Regions from separate parts of the Homo sapiens genome. Here region 1 is linked to region 2. The links are chromatin contacts, found by Hi-C or POLR2A ChIA-PET in ENCODE. All regions are on one chromosome and are shown on one strand. Each heading gives the region's core, a stretch centred on a gene start or an enhancer-like site at or near the end of the contact. The rest is flanking DNA. Distances are from core to core; before and after follow the strand shown. Region 1 has its middle 64 kb from the start of P3H2-AS1. Region 2 overlaps P3H2 (prolyl 3-hydroxylase 2).

Region 1 (2,803 bases), core at 205-2,704, 170 kb after region 2:
CTTATTTTCCCTGGGACACACAAAAGTAAGTACAAATTTCTTAAGATGAAATTGAAAGACTCCCGTAGTCAGCCTGAAATCCCCTCTCTTATTTTCATCCATTACATGTATACATGTATTAGTCTATGCTTTGCTGTTGTTGTTGTTTTTCTTTTTTTGAGACAGAGTCTTGCTCTGTTGCCCAGGCTGGAGTACAGTGGCATGATCTTGGCTCACTGCAGCCTCCACCTCCTGAATTCAGGCGATTCTTGTGCCTCAGCCTCCTGATACCTAAGACTACAGGTGTGCACCACCACGCCAGGCTAATTTTTGTATCTTTAGTAGAGACAAAGTTTTGCCATGTTGGCCAGGCTGGTCTCGAACTCTTGGCCTGAAGTGATGTCCCCTCCTCAGCCTCCCAAAGTGCTGGGATTACACGCATGAGCCACCGCACTAGGCCTAGTCTGTGTTTTAAAGGAGACAAGCTACTTAACAGCTATAATCCCTATCGCAATCTGAGTTGTCAGTTTCTGTCACTACACCAAGAGCTCTTGGAGAGCAGGGATGGCTCCTTATATATCTCTGAGTCCTGGTGGCAAAACTGCACTTGGTGGCACACTAGGCACTGTAAGTGTTTGTGGAATTGATTGGTTGCTCTTTTAGCAGGATCTCTCCCTACCTGTTTTGTCTCTCACACTACAACCTCTCAATAAATAACTGCTGATTGTTGTCTAAACTAGTGCTGCTGATTGTTGTCTAAACTAGTATGATCTTTGAACTGCTAACATCGGCTTGATCTAGGAACTTGTTAGAAATGCAAATTCTTAAGACTTGATCCAAGTTTTTTTTTTTTCTTTTTTTTTTTTTGGCAGGGTCTTGCTCTGTCACTCAGGCTGGAGTGCTGGAGTACAGTGGTGTCATCATAGCTCACTGTAACCTCAACCTCCTGGGCTCAAGAGATCCTCCTGCCTCAGCCTCCGGAGTAGCAAGGACTACCAGGTGCACACCACCACACTCAGCTAATTATTTTATTATTCTATTTTTGAGACAGAGTTTCGCTTTTGTTGCCCAGGCTGGAATGCAATGGCCCAGTCTCAGCTTACTGCAGCCTCCACCTCCCAGGCTCAAGCGATTCTCCTGTCTCAGCCTCCTGAGTAGCTGGGATTACAGGTGTGCCCCATCACGCCCAGCTGATTTTTGTATTTTTAGTAGAGATGGGGTTTCTCCATGTCGGTCAGGCTGGTCTCGAACTCCTGACCTCAGGTGATCCATCCGCCTCAGCCTCCCAAAGTGCTGGGATTACAGGCGTGGACCACCATGCCTGGCCTAATTATGTTATTTTTTGTAGAGATGGGGGTCTAGCTATGTGGCCCAGGATGCCAAGAGTGTGGGAATTAGGAAATCTCCAGAATCGTTATGCATGCTAAAGTTTGAGAAGCACATTCCTAAACCATTACCAGGAACGAACTTACAGATTCTGGGAAGATGCTGACTCATGTTTCATTTAATAAAAATGTGGTTATTTAACCAGTGCCAAAACGCCAAGGCGGGGGATTCCATTAGTTGGTAGAATCTTAAGACATAGCCAAGATAAAGCCTGAGTATTGGCAAAGGTGGGACAAAAGGCAAGAATTTTTAAAGTCGCTTTGCTTATGATGGCTCCAGCTGTAGTGTTCTGCCCCACTCCCAATGAAAAATAGCAAAAATCAGCACTTGCTAAGTTCACACAGTATAATGAAACTCCCCTGTAGTATAGTGTTGCTGTGTGTTAGTCAAGGGCTAGGAGGGTGTTAATATGTTAAGCCTCACAGAAAATACAATTTTATTGTATAGGAACCTTTATAATACCAATCCTTTATTCACTAATTAGATCATTTATTATTTCCACTAATATTTATTGAGAGCCAATGATGTATAATCTGTATGCTAACTATTGTGGAGTTACACAAATAAGTAAAAGGCACAGGCTTCACAGTTAAATTGCTGACAGTGTAATGGAGGTAACGCACAATGAATATGCAGTTTTAAAACAATGCCATTTGTATTAACTAGGAGTAAATACCAGCTGTCAAACAGCCCAGCACATGAACACTAACCCAGTTTAGAGGGCTCAGAGAGGCTTCCTGGAAAATATAGTATGTTAGTTGAGGCCAGTAGCATCAGTAGGAATTATTTAGGCGATGGGTGCAAGGAGAAGGAATGAAGTGGGGAATAGTGTGAAAGGATGTTGCATGTAAAAGATATTGCATTTATATAAGCCAGAAAACAGGGTGGGAACCGCAGCAAGGTGCCTTCATAGGACTGTAGCTTGTTCATACTGGACAAAACGTAGAGTACAAAATGGAGTGAGGAGAAATGAGGGTGGTGAGATACAGGACCAAATTGTGCAAGTCTCCTAAACCACAATAAAGTCTTCTAAACCATATTTGTCCTGGAGAAGGAGTGAAGGAGATTAGAGTGGGTGGGTGGCAATCAGCCAGAAAGCACTGAAAGGTTTTAAAGCGGTGAAATAGCTACAGTCTATTTCTGCTGTAGAAGTAGTGTGGCTACAATGTGCGTAACATTGGAATGGGACAAGACTGGAGGCAGGGAGGCCACATAGAAGAATGGTGACTTGAACTAAGTTGCAATGGAGAAGGAAGAGAGGTGGACTCAAGAGGGTAAGTACTAAGAAGCAACAGCTTGATGGTATACTGGATGTGGAATCTAAGGTGGTGCCTAAGTTCAGCCTTGGGTAAAACAGTGGGTTCACTGAGATAGGGAATTCGAGAGTTGTAGTGCAGTGGGGATCCAGGGTTGGAGGGGACAGGAGTTTTGAGACAGT
Region 2 (2,759 bases), core at 99-2,598:
CCCGCCTCGGCCTCCCAAAGTACTGGGATTACAGGCATGAGCCACTGCACCCGGCCTGCTTATTTTATTTTTTAATCTGGCATGTGATTTGTGAAATGAATGCCAATTGTGATCTAAACTGGTTAGAAAAAATAATAATAATAATGCCAAGTTTGCAAATTAAAACTCCAACATATGTTTAATGTAGTCTCATTGCTTTTTTCCGTTGAATCTGAGACTGAAAAGTTCTTAAGAGTCATCTGGCCAAACCCCACTCTCTCCTCTGGTACTTGCATCTTCTGCAGAGTTCTGTCAATTGTCCCATGACCCCCTTCTTGCACGCATTCAGCAACAGGACATTCACTACCTTCCAAAACAGCCCATTCTAGCTTTGGGCAGCTTTGGCCATTCCAGAGTCCTATACTTTGTCTTCTTAGAATTTCTACCAAATTTCCCTCAATCTATTGGTCACAGCCATTCCAGATAGATCTAAGGTAGCCATTCAAGTATGAGTCCACTGAATCAATGTGGTTAATTCAGTAGAAAATGTTGTTCTTCTATGAATGTTTTTATCATGAGCTGCCAATATCTTAATGTACCTTTAGATAGATACATGCATATCTCTATTATGGGAGCTGCTGCATCTTCTCTGTGTTTCCTCCCATTTGTTCCTTAGTCCCTTTCCAGCTGTCCTGTCAGTCAGGAAAGGTCTCTCCATATCCTGAAGAATTTTGTTCAGAGAACCAGAGATACATGATACATACAGCAATGTCATTTCTTTGTTCTTCATAAATTAGCCATGACTGGGGCAGTGAAATTCTATTTAGTAATATAAATTTAAGCCACCTCAGCTGCTCTCTCAGGGAAAAAAAAATAATACTGTTGCTTCCCCAGTTACAAAAGTTTGGGAATCATCCCCCAAAAAATATTTCAAAAAGGTATTATTTCCAGAGGCCAAAGAGCATACACATGGATGCAAAAGAACTGTTGACTATATGGAGCCAGTAACAGCGTGGTAAATATATTTGACTCCTGACAATAACAAAAGCAAGTCCTGAAGACAGCTTGCATAATGGGAAATGGATTTTAGCAGAAATTCTTCTCTGGATTTCTCTTCAGCACATTCACCACCAGCAGTACCGTTATGTGTTTGCCATCGAGCCACACCCCTAAGCCACAATGTATTATGCATGTGCCGAGTTGCTGAGTATGGCTGATGCTGCAGCCCTTGTTAGTTAGTCTTGGAGAAGGAGCAAACACTTTGTTTGTGGATTCACAAGAAAACCTCTACAATCTATTTCCTGAAAGGTTTTTCTCTTTGACTTGAATGATCCTGACTTTTTGATTAAAGCCAAATTACTCAGGACATTGGAATGGTGAAAACTGGCCCCAAGAGGGCAGAAAAGTGCTTCAATGGCAAAGAGAACTTGCTAATGCCATAGACACATATGTCTCTGTATATACACAGAAATACTAGCCCAAGTACAACAGATCTGAGCACGTCAATGGAAAAAAGGTGTTTAGATTACCCTTCTCATGAATTGTCAGGTGGCTGAAGTCACAGTGACCGATTCTGTAGTTCCTTATGAATTCATCCTCTTATTATGAAAGGTTTCACAAGCAGTTGGTCAAGAATTATATGAAACTTTGTAAGGAAGTATTGTTCTACTTGGCAAAGATTGCTTCTATTTTAACATCGATTTTAACTTATTTCACCCATCATTGTGGTCTACCTTGATGAACTAATCACTCACATTTGCCACTAATTCAATCTCTCTTGCATCTAGATGCACATTTCTACAAAATAATAATAATAACAAAATCATGGTTATCATGTATTGTGCCACCTTGCTAAGCACTTAAAATGCATGTATTGTATTTAATCCTTTTAACATCATTATAAATCAGGTGTTAATAGTCCCATTTTTACAGATGAGAAAATCAAGGCTTAGATAAGTAGGCCAGGTGTAGTGGCTCCTTCTTGTAATCCCAAAACTTTGGGAGGCTGAGGAGGGAGGATTGCTTGAGGCGAGCAGTTTGAGACCAGCTTGGGCAACATAGCAAGACCACTGTCTCTATAAAAAATTTAAAAATTAGCTGGGCATGGTGGCAAGCACCTGTAATCTTAGCTACTTGGGAGGCTGAGGACAGAAGATTCCTTGAGCCCAGGAATTTGAGGTTGCAATGAGCTATGATTGTGCCACTGTACTTCAGCCTGGGCAACACAGCAAGACCCTGACTCAAAAAAGGATAAAAAGATAAGTGCCTTGCTAACTCCACTACTTAATGCTGCAGTTTAAGTTAGATATAGGCATAAGAGGGAATGAACTGTAAGTGCTTGTTGATGTATTTATGTATGCCCCACTTAAGACTGTTGTACTCCTTTCTAAATTATTCACTCTTTCAGGTCAGAACAAGTATTTCTATCTTTCCTTATAATACAGCCATCGGCAAACTTCTTACACCGTAATGGCCCAGGATATTACAGAAATACATGCAGAAATCTTAGTGTCACTGTGACAGACACAGGAAGAAACTACTGGATCCTATGCCACTCATCCTTCTCCAAAACACATATGAATATGTTTTGACCAAAGCCTGCCTTGAGAAAGCCAAGATAATTGCCATTCATTTCAATAGCTGGGAAGATTCAATGCAGTCACTTTTCTGACTTGGCATTTAAGGAAGGGCTAGTTAGACAAACAGAAGCGAGGGAAACCAAAGAAGACTGGCCCTCCCAGTGTCTGTCAACACAGGCTCCTCTCAGGCAATGGAGATTA

The links. Hi-C counts contacts between places; a loop is a spot of excess contacts on that map. ChIA-PET counts read pairs that join two places held with the same protein, here RNA polymerase II (POLR2A). Pooled maps may share reads with other maps.
Region 1: a map of aorta shows a loop between it and region 2 (2.7-fold over the local background). The contact joins two enhancer-like sites. A Hi-C loop is called at or near these places in 3 of 168 maps with a recorded cell type or tissue (Caco-2, aorta and heart right ventricle), 2 of 37 single-sample maps with no recorded cell type and 8 of 50 pooled maps. POLR2A ChIA-PET finds 5 or more read pairs at or near these places in 3 of 52 experiments (BJ, MCF 10A and WTC11).

What each region holds. Positions count from the first base shown.
Region 1 is chr3:190,184,002-190,186,804 of GRCh38, forward strand. No RefSeq gene overlaps it. Among named protein-coding and RNA genes, the nearest start is that of P3H2-AS1, 64 kb to the left of the region's middle. Within about 2 kb of position 1,455, at least 2 of the 41 ENCODE cell types and tissues checked have a DNase peak (open chromatin) inside an H3K27ac peak, as active enhancers do.
Region 2 is chr3:190,016,488-190,019,246 of GRCh38, forward strand. All of the region lies in intron 1 of P3H2 (prolyl 3-hydroxylase 2), which reads right to left. Among named protein-coding and RNA genes, the nearest start is that of P3H2, 100 kb to the right of the region's middle. Within about 2 kb of position 1,349, at least 2 of the 41 ENCODE cell types and tissues checked have a DNase peak (open chromatin) inside an H3K27ac peak, as active enhancers do.